4 separate regions of the Homo sapiens genome follow, and regions 2, 3 and 4 are each linked to region 1. The links are chromatin loops, found by intact Hi-C in ENCODE. Cell type or tissue: GM12878. All regions are shown on one strand. Region 1 overlaps TBC1D5 (TBC1 domain family member 5). Region 2 overlaps TBC1D5 (TBC1 domain family member 5). Region 3 holds the start of PLCL2-AS1 (PLCL2 antisense RNA 1). Region 4 overlaps PLCL2 (phospholipase C like 2).

Region 1 (2,500 bases):
TCTAGTTAAACAGTTACGTTACTCCTGTGGCTCTGGTTTGTAGGAAAAAAACTGGATTTATTAATAGCATAGAAGCAGAAGTCAGAATAAGCAAGCCAACTCTTAGCTTTTCTTTCCATAGGTATAAATTGGGCTCCATATCCTATGTCTTGCAGAGAAGCCAAAGATCTACTCTGTAGCAATTAATGTTGGGACAACAACACACATGTTAAAAAGTTGTCTGTGGGGCTCAGAATTTAATTTTAGAAAACAAATTTAAGTCTTGTAAATTCTCTCCATATCAGATGATCACATTAACATTCATCTCAGTGCAAAGCTAAAGAGAAATCATGTAGACATTATCTGCCTTTCCTCTTGTCCATGCTATTATACCCTTCTATTATGTAGATCATTTAACAGACAGCAAGAGTGAACAGCTCTTCATGGAATCCCTGAGCTAGAAAAGCCCTTGAAGTTCATCTGGTTCAATTACCAGAATACCTCCAGAAACTATACCTGTGAGACACAGAACTATATATAGAAGTGAAAGCTTACTCCTCTATTGCCACAATGTGGTGGGTTTTTGTTTTTTAAGTTAACCCAATACATCAATCTCTTAATCACAACCCATTCTTTTCTGTTCCACCCCCCCTAAAAAAATGGATAATATGAGGACATATCATTATTAAAACAGTATTTTAATACTACTAGCATCACTATATTATGTGGTATTTTAAATTAAGAAAAACATGGTATGGATTTTAATTAATACTGCTATCATTTTAGTCTGAATTTGAATAGAAGATTCTTAAAGTTACTCTAGGCTTCCATTTAACACAGAAATCCTCTCTATCGCATATTTCATCTAAAAGACTGCATAATAAAAGATTAATGCAGCCACTTTAAGTATTTATATGTTTTAAAATTGCATAGGAGGTAGATGATCACTTTTTGTATTTATTTAAAAACTATATTTTCTATATTTTGAACAAATGGATATGATATTTAAACATTCTTTTTTTAAAACCATTGCCAGTTACCATAAATGAAGATTTGCTACACTGTACTTTAATTGTGTTAACATAATGCGTAATTCAAAGGCAATACTTAAAAACATTTCAAAATCAGGTTGTAATTATTTCAGGCAAAATGTAAGTATTTCTGGCTAATCGTAGCACATAAGATGTCTATTTTCAGAACTAATTGGTCAAATACTGTCACAGAGCACCAGTGTAACAAAAAGAACACCTCAGTGTGAGCTGGCACACAAAGTATACTATGTTATAATAACCACAAAATACAGGGTGAATCATATTTTGCAAAGAGGCTTGTGCACACCTAATAGAAAACCCACATCACAGCCATATTCGGCATCACCAAGGTATGACATGAGAGGGGACTTTTGTTCTTAACAATAGTGCCACTCAGTGGCTGAACAATGGTAGTGAATTGAAAACAGTATGAATGGAGGGTGGGCAAAAAGAAAAATGGAGTTTTGGAGTAGGCAATGATAATACTGTAGGCAAAGAAAAAGAAACACTATGTTGTTATGGTAACTGTACCTTGGAGGTCAGTTAGAGTCTGGACAGGAACAGAAACCTGAGCATCGCTTCCTGTAACTACATCGCCTGGATTTCATAAGAAAAAATAATTAGATTTCATAAAAAGGAAATAATCAACTTCACTTTTCTTTTATACTGAATGTTCTAATACTTTAATCAAATTACTAAAAATATAGTACAAAAGAAAATAATGCACAAGCTTAGAAAAATATAAAATATTTTCAAAGAAAATAATCTTTAAGAGCATGTTTTCTAGAAATGTTTTGTGTTTGTTTTTCTTAAAGAAAACACAAACAAGTTTCAACTAGAGTATAGGAAACTTCAGCAATCAAAAGATTTTGCTGAGCATATTTCATGATGCTACAAATATTAGTGTGATTTTATATTTTCCCTTTCATCCAAAAGTAAGTTATATGTCATTTATTTAAAAATAGGCATTCTTTTGAAATTGATTTCCTCCTATATCAGACAAAATTTATTTTTAACTAACTTGAAACCAACTTCTTCAGTGATAAGATAAAGTCCTCAATAAGTTCTAATTTCACATTAAGTAATGAAAAGATTTAAGTTACCACATGTACTTATAAATGTCAACATGTAAAAATAAACCTGTGAACTGCATACCCTTCACTTGATATACTTATTGTAGGCAAGATTTCATTTACAAATTGGACTTATAGTAAGTGCTTAAAATAATGACATGTTCAAATTAAAAAAGCAATTTAAAATATAGACAAAGGAAACAGGAAAAAAAAAAAACCAAGTGCATTTTAAGAACATAAGAAAGGAAAAGGAGCATAACAGGAAATCTCATGAAGAACCTGAGGTGCACTAACATTTGGAAGGAAGACTTTTTGGTTCTTTGATTTCCTTCCTGGATGACAAAGTTCAACACTAAGCACAGTCACTGTCAACAGAATCATTCTCTGGATATATCACCATCTGAAGGCCTATGCTAT
Region 2 (2,500 bases), 51 kb before region 1:
GGTTCCACTAAAAGCCCAGACTTCACCACTGTGCAGTATATCCATGTATCAAAAGCGCATTTGTACCCCTTACATTTACACCAAAAAAAAAAAAAAAAAAGAAAAGAAAACATAAGGTGTGATGGAGTTCTCTCGATATGAATGGAACTTTGCGAAAATAATTAACATTAGGAAAGGATCTGGAGAAGTAACTCCTAGAGTAAGTTTCTGAGACAGCTCTCACAGCCACCTCAGTAGCCTGTACCCCAGTGCATAATGGAGGCTCAGTGGCCCTCATGTCACTAAGTGCCCCAGAGGCATCATTAAGTTCTGACATAGCTATTCTTGCTCAAGGAGCTCACACACCTCATCTTAGAACTAGCACATCCCAAATTCCAGCATCGTTTTGCATCATTTGATAGAGGAATATTCAGTTGGGTACTGGGAAATGTGGTACTAGTCCAGCTTTTCAACTAACCAGTTGTAGACTCTGGACAAGTTATTACTCAGCTCTACGGCCATGGGCTGGAAGAGTCTCTCAGATTCTTCCCTGAGAAGAGACAGTTAAAGAGTTAAAAGGAAAGATGAGATGACTTGTGTTTAATACCCACTTTGGGCCATTCCTGATACTAGGGTTTAAAAATATTTTTTGGCAAGGAACTGGCAAGATAGATGGAAATGTCAAGTACATATGTGTCGACATATGAGGACACATTCATAAGCAGGCTGAGTTAAGGGACAGGGCCTGGGTTCAACCCTAGATCTGTTTGATGCCTCATGAGGTTGTCTGTTTCTCAGACACCACTTCACCACCCTTACAACTGGCTCTGCCTGCTACGTATACAGGTTGACCCCCCAGTGCTAGTTACATGCACTGAAGCCATCCACAGATTTTCAGGGCATGTCTTCTATTTTCTAAGCATAGAAGATTAGGTCCCTTGGAAAGTCCCTCTATAACCTTCCTTTTACCTAGGCAACCACTGTTAACAGTATTTTCAGGCCAAATATATACCATTTTGCCATCTGTTTTTATCACCTAATAATCTATCACTAATATCTACTTATATTAACATTTTAATCTTTATAAAGATTGAATTATATTATACTATATTATATTCAATCCCTTACTAATGAACACCTTAGTCCTTCCAATTTTGTTCTCCTTTAATAATGAGAAAGAGAAACACATCTATGGAAAAAATAAGGGTATTAAAATAATTTCTTAAGAAGCCATAATATGTTAAAAAACAAATCAAGAGCATCAAGTCAACTTAATCTTCGTGTTTTCCTTGAATCTTTGCTTAGAATCAAAGTTGCCTACAATCTAGGAGCATCTTTTAATTAACCATTGTTGTATTGTGCATTTGAAGTGAAATGCATCTGTGGGCCGTGGAGCCAGGAATTCTTGGTAGCATCCCTTAATCCCACTTTAAAAACGCAGTCATGCTATTTATATGAGGGAAAAAAAAGTCAACAGCTATGTGAACGAGTTCTGGCTGAAAGTGAAACGTACACACAAAAACAAATCTAGTTTTGTGGTTAGCTGAAAATTCACAGCTGGTATAGGCTTTTCTTTCCATTTTAATTAAAGTGTTTCCCCCTCCCATGCAATGAGAAAATGCTCTTTCAGTGCTGATTGAAAGACCAAAGTCAGAGCAAAAGCTGTTTGAAAATTCCGAGGCTTAAGTAAAGCTGCTTTAAAAGTTGCTGTGTGTACCAAACAACTTGGGAATTTCCTAGCAGGATTCTGTGGAGTTCCAGTAAATCTTTCTCCCCATCACTTCTTTGCTCTCTTACTTTGGTGAAAACTAAAGTCAAGTAATGCAAAGGTCATCCAAGTAGCCAGAAAAGCAAAAACTATACATTCATTTTAAAATTAAAATTATATTTAAACAAGTAACCATAATTAGTCATATACAACTATATAAGCTATCTGTTTATTAGTTCTTTTTGGTGTATTTTAAAGTGCAATGATATTAGATAATATAAGATTCATGTAAAATTAGGTCTGTAACTTATTACCCCCATTTTTCTAAGAGAAAGAGAATGAGTTGTGTTTTTTTTTAAATTATTATTTTCTTCTTTTCTCTTTCCTCCCTTTGCCTTGTTCTCCATTTCCTACCTAGCTCTTTAAACGCAATCTTTACCTGCCCTTTACCAGACACTCCCTACAGGGCAAGCTTACCTAACTATGTGCTTGCTTAGAAGCTCCAGGACTGGAAATCTCTCCCACCCAGAGATTTCTCTGAGACAACAGTCACTTTGCAACCTCCAGTATGCCTGAGATGAAACTCTCCCCCCAACTGGAGAGTATCTCAGACAACAGTCACTTTACAACCTAGCTCTGCCTGTGCTGGCGCCAGCTTAACCACCTGGAAGATAAGGCAATGAAGCCACGGACACAGACCTTTAACTGCTCGTTCCTTCCCTGTTTGCTGTTCATGCCAAGTCCCCCTTTAAAAGCCTTTGTTTTCTGTCCCCAAAGTGAGGTGGTATCTTTAAGGGCAGAAGTCTGTACTTC
Region 3 (2,500 bases), 180 kb before region 1:
TTTTATGCTCTGTTTCCCTGTTAAATATAAATTCCAGTTTCAGGTCATTTCTCTTCCTGTGCATATGAGCATAGGTTGTTAGAAGCAGCCAGGCTACATCTTGAACACTTTGCTGCTTAGGAATTTCTTCTGCCAGATATCCTAAATCATCACTCTCAAGTTCAAGGTTCCACAGATCCCTAGAGCAGGGATACAGTGCAGCCAGGCTCTTTGCTAAAGCATAGCAAAAGTGACCTCTACTCCAGTTCCCAATAAGTTCCTCATTTCCATCTGAGACCTCCTGAGCCTGGACTTCATTGTCCATGTCACTATCAGTATTTTGGTCACAACAATTTAACAAGTCTCTAGGAAGTTCCAAACTTTCCCTCATCTTCCTGTCTTTTTCTGAGCTCTCCAAACTGTTCCAACTTTTGCCCATTACCAGTTCCAAAGCTGCTTTCACATCTTCAAGCAATGCCCTGCTTCTCAGTATCAGTTTCTGTTTTATGAGGCTTCAGGAAACTTACAGTCATGGTGGAAGGCAAAGCAGGAGCAGTCATCTTCACATGGCCCAAGCAGGAGAAAGAGAGTGGGGAGGTGCCATACATTTTTAAACAACCAGATCTCTTGAGAACTTACTATATACTACCAAGGGGGGATGGTGCTAAACCATTTATGAGAATGCTACCCCCATGATCCAATTACCTCCCACCAGGACCCACCTCCAGCACTGGGGATTATATTTCAACATGAGATTTGGATGGAGACACAGATCCAAATCGTATCAGTTCTCATTTATGTCAGAATGTTTCTCAGCTCTGTTTTACAGAAGTGAAAGGTTCTTTCCTGGGAATTGAGAGACCCATGTTCTGGTGCCCTCTGTACCATGTCCCTGCTGTGTGACTTTAGTTTAGTCACTTGACCCTCTCTGCCTCATTTTCCTTCTTCTAAGTGGCAGTGGATTATGTGATTCCCTGATGGCCCTATGCCTTCTAAATTACAGTGAACTAAGATCAGTTACATAAACAGCAATTTGGGAATGGCTGGATTACAGTTACTGAAAAAGATTAAAAGATTAAACAAGTCATCCCATACAATGTTACAGGACACATAAATTGTAGCCCATCATCATTACTTTCAAGGAGGAAAGTTAACACTTTGAAGATGAGACACAGGAAACCTGCATCAGACTCCCAGGCCCCATTTGAAATCCACAGCATCTTTTCTCTTAAAGACTGGATATTGAACCACCACATCTTCTTTTAGGCATTTACTAATTAATTAACTAATAATTAGTGAAGTCAAGGGAAGAAGAGAAGTAGCAAGGTCCTCAGTGGCCTCTTTCTCATTTTAATTCCCTCACTAAGGACCTTCATCACTGATAAGGGATGGCAGAGGAAATGACCACAAAGACAACAACTAGGCCAACTCATTCAGAGCAAAAACTTCAAAATAAGCAACTGGTCTCTAGAAACCGCTGTCTCACCACACCTCAACCGTCCCTGTAACCTTCACCCTAATTCTGCTCTAAGATTCCCACATCATATATTCACAGAGTCATGCAAAGAAAAGAAGGATTCCCACATCAACTTTCACACGAATGTTATTTTTCATACGTGTGATCAGAATCCCCTGGGAATGCTTGTTGAAAATGCAGTCTCTTTACATCATTCCCAAAATATTGACCATCTGGGAGTGAGACTCAGGAATTTGCATTGTGGTGAGCACATTCAGGTTTTGAGAACTTCTCTTTTGAGGGTAGAGCAGAGCAGGCCCTCTTCTGAGTTCATGCTCTTTCCCTAAGCCTCTCTCCTCTGTCTCTCACAGGGAGAGTGTGAGTGACTGCTCAGACTCAGGCATGCACCAGCTGTGTGATTGAATGACAGCAAAATTATCTTTCTAGAGCAGCATAGAACATAGCTTTCACCAGTGACATTTCCCCAGTGCCACAAATGAAGGGGAGGGAAGTTTTGGGGACACTTGCCCTTCCCGGGGTACCTGTTCTGTGATTAAATCCCAACACTGTGCTCTCTTGTCACATCTTCCTCCCTCCTTCCTTCGTAAACCCATGGAGTCTCTGAAAGCATCCCCTTGTATTTAAATAGCAACTCTCAGGGTCATCTCAGCAGATGTTCTGCTGAAGAGGGGTCACGAGTAACTCTCAGGCTGTTTTTAACTCTGGCACTTGCATAAATAAACCATTTGGTTATGAGAATTCCCATTATAATTTCTTATTAAAGCTGAGAAGAACTACAATTCAAGTAAAGTCCACAGACAAAATGAATCACCTTTCTCATACAAATACCAGAAGGTTATATATATACACACATGTATGTGTGTATATTAGGTATCCTTAGGTTTAATATAAAGTGATTTGGCCCAGATTATCTCTAAGGCTTTTCCAGCTCTCAAATTCTATGGTCTACAAATCCTATAGTATATTATAAATATATAAGGGATTGTAAAAGGGAATATACAAATAATTGAATAAAAGTGAACAAATGCATTCTAAGAATGTTTT
Region 4 (2,500 bases), 310 kb before region 1:
TTCTGAGTATTACTGCCATGCCCATCAGAATTAAGTCTTTTGCTGATTCTTCATGATAATTGACATTTCTATTTAATCAGCTTTAAGTTGCTCTCAAACAAACAAAAAAAGCCCATTATTCATAATCAAATGCTCCAGAATCAGACAGATGCAAGGGCTGGCTTTACTACTTCCTAGCAGTGTCACTTTGAGGAATAATGCCTTTTCTTGAAGAAAAACTTCATTTTCCTCCTCTGTAAAGTGGGATTAACAGTATCTACCTCTAGATGTTCCTGTATTAGAATGAGGTCATGTATGCAAAACAGTTGCCTGGCATTTCCTAAGTGCTAAATAAATGTTAACTATTGTTATTATTATTACTGTTATGTCATTATTTAAATGTAATTTTTTGAAAGATAAATAATGTCTTAAAATACTCTCTGAAACTACTTAGAGACAAAGCCTATTTTAATATAGTGATCAGATTTTTCATCTAGCAAACAAAATCATTTATAATCAAAACCTTTTTTTTTTTTGAGACAGAGTCTCCCTCTGTCTCCCACGCTGGAGTGCAGTGGTGCAATCTTGGCTCACTGCAGGCTCTGCCTCCTGGATTCACGCCATTCTCCTGCTTCAGCCTCCCGAGTAGCTGAGACTACAGGCACCCGCCACCATGGTTGGCTAATTTTTTGTATTTTTAGTAGAGACGGTTTCACTGTGTTAGCCAGGATGGTCTCGGTCTCCTGACCTTGTGATCCACCTGCCTTGGCCTCCCAAAGTGCTAGGATTACAGATGTAAGCCACCGCGCCCGGCCACATTTTTTTTTAAGGCTAAGGAAGAACGGGAAGTGGGTGGCTGAAAAAAATCAATTAAAAATATTTATTTGCTAGTTATTCATTTTGTCCTTGATATGTATTTAATTTAAAGCAATTTATTTTTCTTTTCTTTCTTCCCTGAAGCAAATGTAATTTGAACACAGACTAATTTTTTTTATAGCTAAAGTGAAATGTTAAACAAAATCGTCATCCCTTTTAGCACTACCTTTAAGTTATTCTTTACGGAAGAACTGGGTAAACCCTTCACAGAATGTTTGCAAAACACCTGATGCACAATATGGTGTAAACTGTCACATTTCTCTTTAATTTTTTAATAGTGACCAAAGTGAATATTTTTCCAGTGATTGCTCCATAATATTATGCTACAAATGTGTTGTAAATAAAAGATTGATAATAAAATACAAAAAAAAATGAAATAAACAATAGAAGACAAATATGACAATAGGCAAGAATGGTTAGCAAACATTCTGATCAAACCTTTTTTGTTAGTTTAAAAGGAATGCATCATTGCTTAGTCTTTGTTCTAAATGAGATGTCCCATTATCTGTATCTGGGGCATGAACAAGTTTTTATGGCTTGGTGGCATCAGAAGTTTAAGAGCTGGAAGGGACTTTGGTTGTAAAGGTTGGTCTAGCACAGGGTTTCTCAGCCTGGGCACCATTGACAATTTTGCATTGATAATTATTTGTTGTGGGGGCTGTTCTGTGCATTGTAGGATGTAGGCTCTACCCACTAGATGTCAGTAGTGCAGGGTTCCCCCTACCTGCCTGTTTCCCCCGCCCCCACCACACACAATGAGAACCACTGATCTGGGGTTTGCCAAAGTGTACACTCCATGGAGCACCACTCATGTTGGAGGGGCTGGGATACTCCAGGAAAATATTCTGTTGTCAAATAAGTTTGGGAAACCCTTATTTAGACAACAGCAAAAAATTGTCAGAGCTTTCAATGTGATATCTAAAGTGAATTGCCAAGAGGCGAACATGCAGCATGTTTCAGCTTATTTGACAGCAGCCCGTTTTTCAAAGGCAGCTTGCAGGATGGAACATACTCCCATTCCTGTGCTCCAACTCTCATTTTCCAGGTGAGGAAATTGAGGTCTAGGGAGGTTACATGACCAGCCAAAGGCTCTGCATTACCTAATTTCATAATTGCTGTGTGAGCATGTACTGCATGCTAGCTCCTATGTTAGGCACTGGGGAGGCAATGGTGATACACAGGATAGGCAGATGGACCCAGTAACTACAACACAATGTGGTTAGTGCTAGGAGGGAGGCCCTCCAAGAGGCTGAGAGAGCATCTCAGAATGGGCACTTCATTCACATTGAGTAGATGAGCTGAGTCCATGTTGTACATGTTTTAGCTGAGACATCTGTGGAGGTAGACCAGTTTGGGAGACCAGGCAGTAGAATGCCTACAGAGGCCGATTTTGCATTTCTGTGTATAATAATTGAGGCAAGGGACTGTATGAGAGTCCTCCAGGGATGAGAAGCTTAGGGTAGAACCTTGGGGAAATCCATGTTTAAGGGTGCACCGAGGAAGAGCAGCCCCAGATAGAGACCAAGAAGGACATAGGAGAAAGTACAGAGCCAGGCAAAGGGTGCAGTCTGATGCTGCAGAGAGGAAGCTGCAACCTGCAGGGTTGAGGGCCTGGGCTCTGGAGCTGAGCTAGAGTTTGAATCCT

Evidence for each region. A loop is a pair of places that touch in the nucleus more often than their neighbours do. Peaks named below come from ENCODE experiments on the same cell type or tissue, not always from the same donor. Only the 100,000 strongest peaks of a DNase experiment are listed, where the experiment ranks them.
Region 2: a loop joins it to region 1, with 3 times the contacts of the local background. A loop is called at or near these places in 14 of 110 quality-filtered maps.
Region 3: a loop joins it to region 1, with 6 times the contacts of the local background. A loop is called at or near these places in 5 of 110 quality-filtered maps.
Region 4: it touches region 1 in a loop (4-fold over the local background); 5 of 110 quality-filtered maps call a loop at or near these places.

Annotation. Positions count from the first base shown.
Region 1 is chr3:17,232,144-17,234,643 of GRCh38, forward strand. It overlaps TBC1D5 (TBC1 domain family member 5), which reads right to left. Exons shown (of 23, transcript NM_001349074.2): 18 at 1,542-1,607. Among named protein-coding and RNA genes, the nearest start is that of PLCL2-AS1, 180 kb to the left of the region's middle. RefSeq lists enhancers at 1-88, 463-532, 1,532-1,601. In GM12878, a CTCF peak has its summit at 1,418; a DNase peak (open chromatin) is centred at 1,358.
Region 2 is chr3:17,180,835-17,183,334 of GRCh38, forward strand. All of the region lies in intron 20 of TBC1D5 (TBC1 domain family member 5), which reads right to left. Among named protein-coding and RNA genes, the nearest start is that of PLCL2-AS1, 130 kb to the left of the region's middle. RefSeq lists a silencer at 1,531-1,630. In GM12878, no CTCF peak of the experiment used is centred here; DNase peaks (open chromatin) are centred at 856 and 1,537; H3K27ac peaks cover 817 bases.
Region 3 is chr3:17,054,020-17,056,519 of GRCh38, forward strand. All of the region lies in intron 4 of PLCL2 (phospholipase C like 2), which reads left to right. It overlaps PLCL2-AS1 (PLCL2 antisense RNA 1), which reads right to left and starts at 565. Exons shown (of 3, transcript NR_046640.1): 1 at 507-565. RefSeq lists an enhancer at 401-590. In GM12878, no CTCF peak of the experiment used is centred here; a DNase peak (open chromatin) is centred at 1,522; H3K27ac peaks cover 2,500 bases.
Region 4 is chr3:16,926,135-16,928,634 of GRCh38, forward strand. All of the region lies in intron 1 of PLCL2 (phospholipase C like 2), which reads left to right. Among named protein-coding and RNA genes, the nearest start is that of MIR3714, 5.8 kb to the right of the region's middle. RefSeq lists enhancers at 2,046-2,295, 2,356-2,500. In GM12878, a CTCF peak has its summit at 1,549 (motif pointing right); no DNase peak of the experiment used is centred here; H3K4me3 peaks cover 736 bases; H3K27ac peaks cover 1,468 bases.